2 separate regions of the Homo sapiens genome follow, and region 2 is linked to region 1. The links are chromatin loops, found by intact Hi-C in ENCODE. Cell type or tissue: mammary epithelial cell. All regions are shown on one strand.

Evidence for each region. Peaks named below come from ENCODE experiments on the same cell type or tissue, not always from the same donor. Only the 100,000 strongest peaks of a DNase experiment are listed, where the experiment ranks them.
Region 2: a loop joins it to region 1, with 5 times the contacts of the local background. A loop is called at or near these places in 3 of 110 quality-filtered maps.

Annotation. Positions count from the first base shown.
Region 1 is chr7:133,986,724-133,994,723 of GRCh38, reverse strand. The region is part of intron 14 of EXOC4 (exocyst complex component 4); the gene reads right to left. Among named protein-coding and RNA genes, the nearest start is that of LRGUK, 140 kb to the left of the region's middle. In mammary epithelial cell, a CTCF peak has its summit at 3,592 (motif pointing right); a DNase peak (open chromatin) is centred at 3,623; H3K27ac peaks cover 273 bases.
Region 2 is chr7:133,743,205-133,751,204 of GRCh38, reverse strand. All of the region lies in intron 10 of EXOC4 (exocyst complex component 4), which reads right to left. Among named protein-coding and RNA genes, the nearest start is that of LRGUK, 380 kb to the left of the region's middle. RefSeq lists an enhancer at 233-733. In mammary epithelial cell, no CTCF peak of the experiment used is centred here; DNase peaks (open chromatin) are centred at 4,144 and 4,694; H3K27ac peaks cover 1,247 bases.

The sequences.
Region 1 (8,000 bases):
TGTATATTTATCTATAGTATTACCCTTCATATCAGAAGAGCCCACGCGTATTGGGCTTTAAATATGTAAGTGCTTGATCGCTTTATGAAGACATGCACTTTGAGCTGTTTTCCTAATACTAGGGATGGATGACATCAGATCATTCCTAGTATGTCTGTTCCTCCTGTGACCACTGCATAAAGCATGCCATCTTTTATTTTTATTTTAGCTTACTTTAAGTTCTGGGATACATGTGCTGAACGTGCAGGTTTGTTTCACAGTTATTCAGGCGCCATTGTGGTTTGCTGCACCTATCAGCCCATCATCTAGATTTTAAGCCTCGCACGCATTAGGTACTTGTCTTAATGCTCTCCCTCCCCTTGCCCTCCTCCCCCCGATAGGCATGGTGCATATATGCCACGGAATACTATGCAGCCATAAAAAAGAATGAGTTCATGTCCTTTGCAGGGACATCGATGAAGCTGGAAACCATCATCCTCAGCAAACTAACACAGCAACATAAAACCAAACACTGCATGTTCTCACTCATAAGTGGGAGTTGAACAGTGAGAACACATGGGCACAGGGAGGGGAACATCATAAAGCATGCATCTTTAAGTCACCTAGTTAGCTGTTTGTGGCAGGATGATTGTGGCTTTCTGTACTACATAAACATTGTTCCACGAAAGGAAGCTGAACATTGGTCTTTGGAGCAGACACTGCCTTTTTGGCGAACCAACAGTTACTTCCAGTTCCATTCTCTCCCTTGCTCACTCCATTACAGATTCTGGAAGGCTAAATATTTGTATTCTCAGCCCTATTTGTTGCTAGAGGTGGTCGTGTGTCATAGTCTGTCCACTGACCCCCTAAGTAGAGTCTTTTGTGGCTTTTGGGAAGTCTTTTGTTTTTCCTGATAAAAGGAGAATTGAGGCTGTGGCCACCACTTGCTCCCACTTTCCCTGCTTTTCTGATTTGATTGAGGTATCTGAAGTTGCATCATCTTCCTATTAAGAGGAAAAGACCAAGAATCAGAGAGGTGCTGGACTAAGTATTGTTGGACCATTGGCCAAAAGAAGCAACTGCTTGACTTCAGACTTTTTGCTATATTAGAAAAACAAACACCTCTTTAAATCACTGCAAATTAAAAATATATATTAATAACTTGCTGCCAAGTTAAATCCTGTTTTCAACCTCTGAAATTTTAAATTCTAGTATCATATTCTCAGATCAAAAACTTTTCTTCTTTCAACTCTCTCCCACCCTCATTTCCATTATAACTTTAATGCTGTAATCCCTTCATTTTCTCCTGGTAGAAAAAGTCCCTCTTAGGATCCTCAGCATGGATTGCATGGTTGATTCCCTGAGCTACTCTTTGACCATAAACCTCAACTCCCTTGAATACTTTTCTTTCACTATAATTGTCCTAAAACTCATGTAACATTGAGTCAATTCTACAACTCATCATTTGACAGGAAAACAAAAGAACATATTGTTCGCTGATACCAAAACTAGACAAAGTGAAACAATAAAAAAGAAAACTACAGGCCAATATCCCTGATGAATATAAATGCAAAAATCCTTGACAAAGTGCTAGCAAATAGAATTTGACAACACATTAAAAATATCATTCACTGTGATCAAGTGGGATTCATCCCAGGGATGAAAAGATGGTTCAACATATGCAAATCAATAAATGCGATACATCACATCAACAGAATAAAGGACAAAAATCATATGATCATTTCAACAGATGCCAGAAAAAGTTCTTGATAAAATTCAATATCCCTTCATGATCAAAACTCTCAAGAAACTGGGTATAGAAGGAACATAACTCATCATGATAAAGGCCATCTATGACAGGCCCACAGCTAATATACTGAATGGGGAAAAATTGAAAGCCTTACACTAAGTTCTGGAATAAGATAAGGATGCCCACTTTCACCACTTTTATTCAACATAGTACTGGAATCCTAGCCAGAGCAATTAGGTAAGATAAAGAAAGAAACGGCATCCAAGATAGAAAGGAAGAAATCAAATTATCCTTGTTTGCAGATGACATGATCTTATATTTAGAAAATCCTAAAGACTCCACCCCAAAACTCTTAGGACTGGTAAATGAATTTAGTACAGTTGCAGGATACAAAATCCACATACAAAAATCAGGCCAGGTGCGGTGGCCCATGCCTGTAATCCCAGCACTTTGGGAGCCTGAGGCGGGCAAATCACTTGAGACCAGGCGTTAGAGACCAACCTGGCCAACATAGTGAAACCCTGTCTTTAATAAAAGTACAAAAATTATCCGGGCTTGGTGGCGGGTGCCTATAATCTCAGCTACTCAGGAGGCTGAGGCGGGAGGATCACTTGAGCCTGGGAGGCAGAAGTTGCAGTGAGCTGAGATTGCATCACTGCATTCCAGCCTAGGCAACAGCGTCAGACCCTGTATCAAAAAAACAAACAAACAAAACAAAAATCCAGTAGCATTTCTAGATGCGAACAGCAATCAATCCACCAAAGAAATCAAGAAAAAAAATCCAATTTACAATAAGAAAAACCTACGAATAAATTTAATCAAAGTAAAAGACATCTACAAGGAAAATTATAAAACACTGATGAAAGAAATTGAAGACACACACACAAAATGGAAAGATATGCACACTCCTGGATTGAAATAATAATTAATATTATTGAAATGTCTATAGTACCAAAAGCAACCTACAGATTCAATGCAATCCCTATCAAAATACCAATGACATTCTTCACAGAAATAGAAAAAAGAATCCTAAAATTCAAATGGAATCACAAACGACCCAGAATAGTTAAAGCAATCCTGAGCAAAAACAAGAAAGCTGAAGGCATCACACTACTTTGATTTCAAATTGTACTACAAAGCTATGGTAACCCAAACAGCATGGTATTGGCATAAAAAACAGACACATAGACCAATGGAACAGAATAGAGAACCCAGAAATAAACTCACACACTTAACAGCCAATTCATTTTGACAAAGGCACCAAGAACACACATTGGGGAAAGGGCAGTTTCTTTAATAAATGGTACTGGAAAAACTGGCTATCTGTATGCCAAAGAATGAAACTAGATGCTCATTTTTTAACTTATTAAAAAAGTCAACTGAAAATGGATTAAAGATTTAAACATAAGACCTAAAAACTATGAAATTACTAGAAAAAAGCATTGGGGAAATGCTACAGGACATTGATATGGGCAAAGATTTTTGGGTAAGACCTCAAAAGCACAGGCAACAAAAGCAAAAATAAACAAATGGGATTACGCCAAGCCAAAAAAGCTTCTACAAAGCAAAGGAAACAATCAACAAAGTGAAGAGACAACATATATAATGAAACAAATTATTTTCAAAGTATATACCTGGCAAGGGATGAATAACCAGAATATGTAAGGGACTCAAACAACTCAATAGCAAAAACAAAAAACAAAAAACGAAAACAAAAAAAACAACAAATAATCTGACTATAAAAATAGGCAAAAGACCTGAATAGACATTTCTCAAAAGAAGACATACAAATGGCCAACAGGTATATGAAAAAAATGCTTAACATCACTAATCATTAGGGAACTGCAAATAAAAACCACAAGGGGGCATCATCTCACACCAGTGAGAATGACTATTATAAAAAAGACAAATGCTGGTGAGGATGTGGAGAAGGAAGAATGCTCATACATTGTTGGTGGGAATGTAAATTAGTATAACCATTATGGAAAACAGCATGCAGTTTCCTCAAAAACTAAAAATAGTACTACTATATGAGCCAGCAATCTCACTGCTGGGTATATCCAAGAGAGAGGAAATCAGTATATCAAAGAGACATCTGCACTCCCATGTTTGTTGCAGCACTATTCACCATAGCCAAAATAGGGAACCAGCCTAAATATCCACCAATTCATGAATGGTGGAAGAAAATGTGGTAGATATACACAATGGAATATTATTCACCCATAAAAAGAATAAAATCCTGGTGGGGCACAGTGGCTCATGCCTGTAATCCCAGCGCTTCAGGAGGCCGAGGTGGGTGGATCACGAGGTCAGGAGTTCAAGACCAGCCCGGCCAACATGCTGAAACCCTGTCTCTACTAAAAATACAAAAATTAGCTGGGCATGGTGGCACGTGCCTGTAATCCTAGCTACTCAGGAGGCTAAGGCAGGAGAATTGCTTGAACCGGGACCCAGGAGGAGGAGGTTGCAGTGAGCCGAGATTGCGCCACTGCACTCCAGCCTGGGCTACAGAGTGAGACTGCATCTCAAAAACAAACAAAAAGAATAAAATCCTGTCATTCGAGCAACATGGATGGAACTGAAGGTCATCATATTAAGTGAAATAAGCTAGCACAGAAAGACAAATATCACACATTCTCACTCAAATGTGGGACCTGAACAGGGAATTTCATGGAGGCTGAATGGTGATTACTAGAGGCTGAGAAATAAAAAGGGGTGGGGGGGGGAGGGGAAAGTTAGTTAATGGGCACAAAAATACACTTAGAAGAAATAAGTTCTAGTATTTGACAGTACCACACGGTAATTATACTTAACAATAATTTATTGTATACTTCACAATAGATGGAAGAGAATTGTGATGTTCTCAACATAAAGAAAAGATAAATGTTTGAGGTGATGGATATCCCAGTTACCCTGATTTGATCATTATACATTGTATACATTTATCAAAATATCACATGTACCCCCAAAATACGTACAGCTATAATATATTAATTTAAAAAGACAAAAATGTATAGATTGTTGCCACTAAAACGTTCTGGATTTTAATTTCAAAAGAAGCTTGCGGTACCACTTGTCAATCCTTTCCCTGGTGCTTGGCTACCTCCTTCCCTTTCTCAGCAATTTTTCCAAATTCGCGCTGTTCTCCTCAGGCCCTTTGTCCTACCTGCTCCCTGTTAGTCCTCAACAAACACTTCAAAAGAATCTCAACACTGACTTTCTCCAGTCCCACCTCCTATTAACTCTTCAGTGTGCCACAATCTGACTCTGCCCTCACCTTTTTATTCAAAACTTTTCTGGTAATAGCCATCAATGATACTGTAATTGCCAAATCTACTGGCTGCTCTTCAGTCCTCATCTCATGCAGGCTCTCTGCTATCTCTGAATTCACTGGCCCTTTACTTCTTGAAATCATCTTCTTTTGGCTTATATGGCATACTCTTCTGGGTGTTGTTTTCTCTCTCTGGCATTTCTTCCATAGTTTCCTTCACTGAATCCCCTTCCTTTAGTCCATCCATAATGCCGGTGTTTCTGGGGACTTTTTCCTCTAGTGGTATTCCTTACTTGCCAATATGTTCTGAGTGAGCTCATCCCTTTTCATTGTTTACACTATTATCCATGAAATGATGGCTCCTAAACCTTATTTGATTAATGATTTGCAAGATACTGCTACCTGTATATCCCATAGGCATCTCAAATGCAATGTGTTCAAAACTAAACTCATTATCTTTCTTTAGCATCTGTTCTCTATCCTGAATTCTCTTTTTATAGGTGATACATCAATCTGGGAATCCCAGCTGCAAACGTGAGTGTAATTTTTGACTCTCTCTAGCAAAGAAAAATTTGTACCAATTTTATTTACAAATATTTTCTTAATATTTATTTTTTCTTTTCTGTTATCTACTGCCACTTTCTTGGTTTGGACCCCATCTCTTCCATGGACTACTGCAATAGTTACCTGACTGGTGTCTCTGCTTCTTACCTGGCCCCCTTTTATCTAATTAAATATGAGTCAGATAAGTTATTTACCCAAAACACAAATTTGACTATGTTAATTTCTTGTATAAATAACATCAGTGTTTCCCAAGGCTTATATGATCAAGTCTAAGCTCCTTAGCAAAGCTTTCCAAGATTTTTTATTTCTGTCCAACCCTCCAGATTTTCTCCATCTCTTACCACTTTCTTTTTTCTCTTCAGCGTATCCCCTCTCCAACCCTGGGCCGTTTGATTTACCACCTGTCTAAAGCAAATTTCCTAAACATATCATGCTGTCTCATGATTCTACACCTTTGATGGCTCTTACTCCTCTTTCAAAACTATTCATGCCTTCTCTGGCTCAGAAAGTCTTTTCTGATTCCCCAGGAAGGGTCAATGGCTCTTCTGGATGTTCCCCTACCCCTCTCAATTCTAGAATAGAAGGTATATTCCATTAACTATGTCTCCCTTCCAGATCATTAATTACTTCAGTGAAAGAATTATGTATTATATATATTTTCCCCCATTCAAGGCCAGCAGAATAACTAGAGGCATTACAGAAGCTCAATCAATGCCTTTTTAATTAAACTGACCAATGCAATATGACAAAGAACATAATAACAGATTGTTAAAGAAAAATCAGAAAAAAGAAGGAGCAACTTGCCATTTACAACTCTAACTTTCTCCTTAGTTTTCTGAGTATAATCTAGAGAGAGAGTAGGGATGGGGAAGTAGTTCATTATAGCCTGTTTCTGGGGATTCAGGAATCTAACAGAAATATAGTTTAAAGCAATTCTGGTGAATCCCTATACCCCAAGTTCTTTCCCTATAAATCATGCTGCTGTTAGAAGCCACTTCAATTTCACGAGTTGTCAGTGCACTTTGCTGCAGCCATGACTTGGGGTCTCTCTTTACGATTGACATAAAAATGCCTGGCATTAAGTACCCAGCATCTCTCAAGGAAAGTCAACATACAAACTGTCATGGAGAAGTAATCAGACTAGGACATTAGGATGTCTCAAGTGGTTCCACATCCTAATATTAACCAGACTGAAATCTGTTTAGGTCTTAAAATTAGTTAAAATTGGACTCATTCAGACCCAGAAGAGCATCTGCTTTCAAGGATGCAGCTGCCACACTTTCAATGGCAACTCACTGTGACTTCTTTAATTGATTCATATGAGGATGTCCTTGTGCATCTGCAATATTATCTAAAATTGTTACAATATTAGCTTAGACTGGTATCAGCTGTCAGGCAAGTGAGAAATTGAAAAGGGAAAGATGGTTATCTCGGCACGAAAGGAAAGGTTAACACTGTGAATTCAAACTTTCTAGAAGATAGAAAAAGACAGTGAAGAATGATCCCATGAGATTTTCTCATTGAAAACATTTTAGAAGATCAAATTTTGGTATAATAATGATTTCCAAATCCTCTTCCTATTTGTACAGAGGTGAAAGACACCACACAGTTTTCTACTCTAACTTGGGATAAAATAAGTTCTTTCCTTTCCTCTTCCTTCTTCTCTCCCTCCCCGCTTCCCTCCTTTCTCTCCTTCCTTCATTCCTTCCCTCCTTCCATCTCTTTTCTCCCTTCCTCCCTTCCTTCTTTTCTTTCTCTCTCTTTTTCTTTCTTTCTAAGACAGCAATCCTCCCACCTCATCTCCCAAGTAGCTGGGATTACAGGTGAGCACCACCACGCCTGGCTAATTTTTTAATTCTTTTGTACAGAAAGGGTCTCGCTATGTTGCCTACGCTGGTCTCAAACTCTTGGGGTCAAATGATTTTCTCACCTCAGCTTCCCAAAGTGCTGGGATTACAGGCGTGAGGAACCTTGCCCAGCCCCAAAATATTTAATTTTTAATCTTCAGTTTTCCTATTTAGAAAACTATTAATAGTACCTTCCTAACTTCTATAGCAATATGTTACCAGGTCTTAAGACAACTCTGAAATCCTTTGATGTTGTTGCCTGGACAAAACTAAATACTTAAAAAAAAATAAAAATAGGAATGCTCATTAGGTCTGTGATATTAAGGATTCACGAGGCCTACAAAGTCAGTGGGGACAGTGACAGGAGCCCCTCCATCTAACTTCTTTCCTCTCCTTAAATGCCTAAGGGATATGCTGCTATCAAGCCTAACACTGGGATCACAGTTGAGTGTCAGACACCATAATACTCCAGTTCCAAGCTGGAGCTTTAATGCCAGCTAATTCTACCCCCAGTCTTCATAATTTCTCTGTACTACTGTCCCTACATTTTATTTATTGCCTTGAATTATTTGCAAACCTGTACAAACTA
Region 2 (8,000 bases), 240 kb after region 1:
AATAAATGTCACTTTGTTGGAAAAGGAGAAAGACAAGCTCCAACTTTATGCAAGCAATTAAAGCTGCCTTTGTGACCATGAAATAAGCTGGCCTTCCAAATATTTTGATGGTCTTCCATAAAACATGAAACTCAAAAGGATTCAGGAAACCAGTTCAGAGGAAAAAGTACTTTCTTCCAAAATGGTCCTTCTCCACACTAACACACTTGTGTGGGCGTGAAATACAAACAACGTCTGTCCAAGTGGTGTGATTCTTGTATTTCAGGAAACTTTATCTTCTCCAAAAATGGGTCTTTGTAAGTTTTCCCATCAAAAAAGTTCAAGGCTGGGCACAGTGGCTCATACCTGTAAGCCCCAACACTTTGGGAGGACAAGGTAAGAAGACAGCTTGAGCCCAAGAGTTTGAGACCAGCTTGGGCAACATAGGGAGATCCCCTATCTACAGAAAATAAACTGTATTATTTGGGCATGGTGGTGTGAGCCTATGGTCCCAGCTACTTGGGAGGCTGAGGTGGGAGGGTCACTTGAACCAGGAGATTTGGGTTGCAGTGAGCCATGACTGTGCCACTGTGCTCCAGCCTGGGAGACAGAATGAGGCCCTATTTCAAAAAAAAAAAAGGTTAAAAACAAGTCCATAATCCCCTCACACAACAGTTACTCACGTTCTCTAGCAGCACACTACCTACACCATAGTTTTAAAGCTGGATTCCTCACAGCATGAAGCACCACAGGCATTCTGCTTTACATATATATTCATTACAGAAGAAAGTGAGCTACCAATGGTGCTCTGAATCTCCGATTAGGGAACACCATATAAAACCAAAAGAGTGTAAGACCTATTAAGGAAATGGAGTTCAATGGATACCCTGAAAAGTGTTTCAGGTCAATGATCCTTAAACACATCGAGATCTAAATATGCTTGAAATATCAAGCACATTTCCATCCATGATCATGACAATGGCTCACTGTTAAGGACACACAGAATCCAGAGTCTTCAGGGAAAGGAGACAATGGGAAGTGGATGTAGTGGAGAAACAGAAGCCCATGTAATCTGAGTCCTCAGATAATTCTAATATACAACCTCCCTTCTCTGCTTATGACCCAAGAAAAACACATTAGGCCTTGTACCATTCCTTCACTTCTGCTAAATTTAAAGCAATCCCATTTTGGTCTCAGTGGCTTATCTGCTTAGAGTTCATGGCACCAAAATCCACTGGTTAAAAAAAAAAAAAAAAAAAAAAAAAAAAAACTGCCAACCACCTTTAGGAAGCCCAATAAGGGAGAGCAGAATATCTTAAACAAGTGTTAGGGTTCGTCTTCTACTGAACCTCAAGGTACTGTAAAAGGAGAAGCAATTTAGCTTAGAAAAATAATTGACCATTGGTTTGATGTTAAGATACTAGTTCATATCATGCTCAGTGCTTGAATTGAAATTTTAGACACAATATTATTCCTTTGAAGTTTAACAAGATTAGGTTTACTTATGACATAGATTGAACAAGCTCAAAACAGGCCAGGCCTGGTGGCTCATGCCTGTAATCCCAGCACTTTAGGAGGCCAAAGTGGGTGGATCACCTGAGGTCAGGAGTTGAAGACCAGCCTGGCCAACATGGCGAAACCCCATCTCTATTAAAAATACAAAAAATTATCTGAGTGTGGTGGTGCGCCCCTGTAGTCTCAGCTACTCCGGAGGCTGAGATATGAGAATCACTTGAACCTGGGAGGTAGAGGTTGCAATGAGCCGAGATCATGCTGCTGCACTCCACAATGAGAGACAGAGTGAGACTCTGGCTCAAAAAAAAAGACTCAAAACAATTAAGTCACATTTTTAGAGTTCTTCATTCTGATTATGCGGAAAGCTTTTAAATATGGGCCACCATCCATCAGGACCCAGAGATATGGATAAAATTGTAAAGTAGGCCATCTGGGGGAATATCTCTCCTTTCCATCATCCCTTCAGGCTCCAGTGAAAAGCCTATCACAGAGGGCAGTGATTCTCAAACAAAAGAGCAGGGCACCTAAATCTCCTGAATTTAATTTCCAAGTAATGAAGTTCCCTTAGATTACTAATAGTGAGTTATATGTACGAATGCAAGCACAAAAGTATTTATCTCTCATGTATGAAAACAGGCAGCAACTGTCCAGGCTCCTGAGCCTATTTTTACATGTTGCCTATCCACTGAAATCCTTGAAGCCAAGTACTTATCTTTGTGCAGTCTGAGGCTGCTATCTTAAGAAGGGCCTGTCTGCAAGGTTGGCCTTGGAGTAGCATTTGGGAACTAGGGTTTTGGAAGTGAGCTTACCTTTCCCTGACTGATAAGGGTAGTTTCCTATGCTAGACTGTGCAAATAACATGGTTTATGCCAAATACCTGATTTCCTTCTGGAAGTCTGAAATTTTGGTTTATGCTAGTGAGAGAGTTGCTGACGTGACCAGGTGACAAGTCCCTTATCTTAGGCACTGAATCTCTCGCAAATGCTGCATTTTTGTCTGTTGGGGAAGACTGTGCTCTATATGACCCTCTCAGGGAAGGGAGAGAGCACAGGAAGCCTGTACATGGATTTCTCTAGACCTCAACACCTGTGCTTTTTCCCCTTGTTATCCAGTTGAGTAACCTTACTACCTCACTGTAATAAATCATAGCCATAAATAAAATTACATGCTAAGGTTCCATAAGTCCTTCTAGTGAATCTCCAAACCTGGGAGTAATTTTGGGGACCCCAGTGCAACTCTGCAATGCCTAGGCAATCTGGGCCTTCATGTGGTTCCTCTCATCCCTGGGGCTCATTGATTGATAGGCTTCACTTTCCCCATGTTGAAACCTGCCTAGCTCATACTCTCCTAGATTACTGATACAGTGTGTTAGTGAAGAAGGGTCACTGTAGAGTTCTAAGATCTAAGGTCTTTCTTCAAAACTGTATCATTCTTGAAAAAAAATCCTCAGGTTCATTGTCTAAGCCAAAGTATTAACTATCATGGTAGAAATCTTAGGCCAGGTAGAAAGATGACAGGTCAATAATTGATCAGTGAAAACAAAAATCTGGGGGCAATACAGGCTTTGCAGTGTCTCTGGTCATAATACACCAGCAGCTCTTAGATCTGCAAATAGGGCTGGTCTAGCACAAAGATTTAGGTATATGCCCCCGGGAAGAGAAAATCTACTGGTCTGCTAGTCTTTGTGACTGTTTAGATTCTCCTTTTTCAGTATGAGACAGGGAGCAAAAAGCTAATGAGACATTCTGAATCTGAAAGACCAAATCTTCGATCAGGATGTAGATGTTGCAATTATGTGATGGTACGGATAGGCAAGAAAATAATTGATATTCTCCCTGACTGTTGTGTTTTTCTTGCTGAATAATACAGATTTAAAACACTGTCTCAGAATAGGAGCAGTTATGTTGGCGTGGGGATGAAGGAGCGGGGAGCAACAGAGTGGCTAGGAAGTCAGGTTATATGGTCAGTTGGATCCTCTGAGGAGCAAAACAGCTCAAATCACCTTTATTTTTTGACAAGGGTAAATGAATACACCAAGGTCAGAAAGGTACATCACCATCATCATTTTACCAACATACACTTCAATGTACACGCATTTCAAAATCAATTCACAAATTATTTCATTTGATACAGCATATCAATTTCTATGACTATTTCTAGTGTGATTTTAAATAAATGTTACTATATACTATAATATTAGTCTTCTTGGCGTTCTAACCACAAGTTAAACATGCCAAGTTTATTCCCTGTAAGAAAAATAAAATAACAGTGATAGTGACCACCATCCCCAACAGTACTACCACTGCCATAAGAAAAATTCAACCTGTACCATTTATTCCTTCTACTCAGCGTACAGTTGTCTTTATTCTGGACTACATTACTTTCAATAGTAATTACTTTTAGGTGTGTTCGCTGCAATACTTTCCAATATTATATTAAACAACAGATCTTAATATAGAGCAATAATAGCATGGTATTTCAGAAAACTGAAGATACTACCAACTTGGAGTTAAGGGCTCAGAAAAGTCTCAGACCTTCAGAGTAACAAAATGCTACTGGAAGATTCATTATGCACATCTAATTACGTCACTTCAACCAAAGATTCAGAGAAGTGGATGTTTTTCTAAGTGCTGCTTCAAACAACATACCTTTTGTCTGGACCTAATTCCTAACATTCCCCAGGTGTAGTTGTACTACTAGTATTACCCAGTCAATAAACACCAGTCTGAACCTCTGACTTTCCTCAAGTTATTTCCTTCTCTCTTTCTCTCATCTCCTGTTTTTGCTTTCTCTAAAGTCCTTCAGTGAGACCCTCTTTAGAAAAGAGAAAACGCTGCCCTGACTCATAAGGATCATGGTAGAATTTCCTGCTGTCAGTCTGGCAGTTGAATGAGGAATCACGAGAAAGATGGGCTGCATCTCTGGCTTTGAAATTTTTTAGTAACAGATGAGAAGGTTTCTGCATTCTGTTTGAATTTTCTCTGTATGAACCTGTGTGTATCGTTACAATCCTATTTCACTGAAGTTTCATCTTTAAAAATGAGCACTGAATTACAGAGCTAACAGAAAACCTTATGAACCTCAACAACGAATGCCAAGGCCAAGTTTTACTGGAAAGCAAAGTCTCTGGCAAAGAAACACGTATTCCTCTCACTGGCATATCTGCAGGTAAGTTACATGTAACCCAGCCTTAGGCAGAAATGCACTGTGGCCCAGTGAGTCAAAGCATACTAGGTAGAAACTCTGGCACTGGGATAATTAACACAGAGTAAACCACTAAAGGAATCTGTGAGTTCATTAATCATGCTACAATTTTTGGAATTAAAAAAAGGGATATTTCCTCACCTACAATAAGGCTTTAAGGTAACATTTAACTAGCAAAGTAACGAAAGTTCTTTATGTCACTTGAAACTAACTATCCTAATCAAAAAGGAAGAGCTTTAGTTTGTGTAAAACAGAATAGGGGAAAATTAAATATACCTAGGATTTTCTCAGACTGATTAAAAGCTAACAAGAAAAACATCAAAAAGTTAAAATAAATAAAGGCTGTGAGTTGGAATGGCCACTTCTAAAAACAAAACAAAACAAGTGAACATGTAATATGAGAAATTTTTTCTTCTTCTTTGATACTTTACCATGAACTATAGGGTAATACTTTTAAGGTTACCTATTTTAAGCCTTTAACAAAGCTGAGCTAATGTTTTAAAAATAGCCTTTTTAAAAAATGTTGTAACAGGGATTTTCTGTTAATATGACTGAAAAACACAGAAAAGTAAGAGGTAAACATATTCACTTAACACGTACTTATTGAAGAGAAGTCTTGTGCCAGACACTTGGCATTAGACACAATATATAATGGTAGAAAAAGATTGACTTGAGTCCTTTCTCATTTAAAACATACATGCTAGAAGGAGAGACCATCAAAACCAACTAAATAGACCAATACTATAACTGTGGATTGTGATAAGTAACCCAAACAGGAAAAAAAAAAAAAAAAAAAGAGTAACAGGAGGCAATAGTTCTAAAATAAACCATAATTAATATTTTGTCCTATTTTATTCCAGTCTTTTCAAAAATGTTTAAATGCTTGTTTTAATAGCTGTGATCACGTCACTTTATATCCTGTTTCTTAAAGTTCTCTCATGAACATTTTCTGTATCATTACACATACCTTACAGACATAATTTAATAAGTTTTTGTTATTAAATAGGTTAACATTTATTTATAGAACACTGTGTACAAAATACTTCCTATATGTTAGTCATTTAATATTGATAACAATGCTAGAAGATAGATACTTCTATAATTCTCATTTTATAGATAAAATTAGACAGTAAGTTTAAAGAACTTACTAAAGATTATATAATTAATTAAAAGAACAGTTGAGATTCAAACCAGGCAGCTGTACTCGAGTGTAAGCTCTTATTACATAACTACACTCTACTGCCTTAGTGCTTGCATAATATCCCATCATTCTTATTTGGTATTTGGCACACAAACTTTCTATAGGGTGAAAATCAAAACGGTAAAGACAAAAAATATGGAGTGACAATGGAAGCAACAAAAATAAAAGAAAAAAGGCAGAGCAGTAGAAAGAACCTTTCCTGGGAATGATTAAATAAAAAGGATCAAGAAAGGGGAGAAAAAGTGAACTTTCAAAAATTATCTCCTTGGCAAATTTCTAGACATTGCTGATCCAGAAGTGATTATGCATTTGGAATAACTTTTTTTTAAGTAAAAAACACAAATGCTTATTATGTACTAGTTTCACCATGAAATCATCAGCTAGAACCTTCTATACGCTTGGGATCATGAGCAAAAAGCAGCAAAAATGTAGCGATCAGCTTTGTCCAGGTTTGGCTGCATGTGCAATTCATTGGCCTTAGCTAAAGGGTGTATAGAATCAAGCATTTTCTGCGAGCCTCGGTACAGTCTTATAAAAATGACAGAGCCAAGTCACCAATCAGCAAAGGTTTTACTTGCTGGAGGTTTTACAGACAGCAGGGATTCACACATGCAAGCTTAACCAGTGGTGGAATAATATAAAGCCATTTGTGGCATTAAAAATAATTAACAACAGTTCTCATCAAAGCTCTAGTACTATCTGTGCTTCCTCATCTTAACTTTTCAATGCCTTTGGGCATGTACATTTAATTCAATACTCTTCTATCTCACTCTCCCAAACCAACAACTCTATCATCAGTTAGATTTTGGGTTCACTGAGTTAATACCAGCTTCGTACATTTCTTCTTCCCCTAGAGAGGCTTTCTTTTAAACATCAAGTAAAAATCGTAATGAAAGGTTTGTGCTTTTAAATCAGACTCTCCTGGATTCAAATCCTGGCTCTATTACTCACTTTTGATTAACAAACTTAGGAGGGAAGGAGGGGAGGTTCAAGGGGGCAGCGGTGATGAGGGGCAGAGTTAAGAGTTTGCTATATTTCCTGTACCTAAGATGTCTTCTATAATGCCTTGTACATAGGTGCTCAATAAATATCTTCATATAATATGCCCCATATCTACATTTTCTCTGAACATTTAACAAGATCTAATTCTCTTCCACATTTTTTTTTTTTGCCTCCAGGAAATGTGTACCTGGCAGATGTTTAACAGCTATATATCAGCAATGAATGAAATGATGTTGGTACATAATTTGGTTGTAAAGTTTATAAAGTACTTTGAGCTGACAGAAATAGTGCAAATGAAGACTGTAAATGAACATAAAAAATGAAATCTCTCTCTCAGTAGCCTATCCTTCCTCCTCAGAGTTCTCTCTCCAAAACTAGGAAATCCTCTGGTTTTCTCCTTCCCCTAGGAGGCAGACACACCAACCTACTAAGCAGCAGTGAGAAGCAGGGTGGCTCTGATGTATTTAGAAGATTTCACAGCATCAGGGCACGAAAACACCCAAGTAGCTCAAAACCAAAGATTAGACTCCTTCACACAATGTGTGTGGCTTGTTGATTAAGCCTCACTAAATGGACAGTGATCTCTAGCAATTATGTCCATAAAGAACAATGGCCCAAGTATGGCCCACAATGGCAACCATGGGGGGGTTTTGACTAATTTCATGGTTTCATAAAGGATGGCATCTAGTTTCCAAACATATCCTGATGTTTTGGGGAGAAATCCATTCGCTATCTTCCTCTGGAGCTTTAATTTAATACATGACATGTCATAGTGCTTTTGAGTGGGCTACTGCCAGTAGTACAGAAACTGATGACATGAAACAGGTACCAACAATGGCACAGCTGCTAAGGGGTACATTTAAATCAACATCTATTCTTCCCATGCCATCATGCAAAGCCCCTTTTACTGCTCTAAAACAAATACAGCTTAATTTTATTTCCTGCTTGGCTTTGTATAATTTTGACATGTCCTCAGTCAAACACGACCCAGGCCCTTCAATCAGGGCCTTCAATCAGGCCCTATTTTTCTGGAGATGGGAAAACAAGAGGAAGCTAAAGTAATTATTGAAAACCCATAAGCAGCAGCTTTAGCCTAATT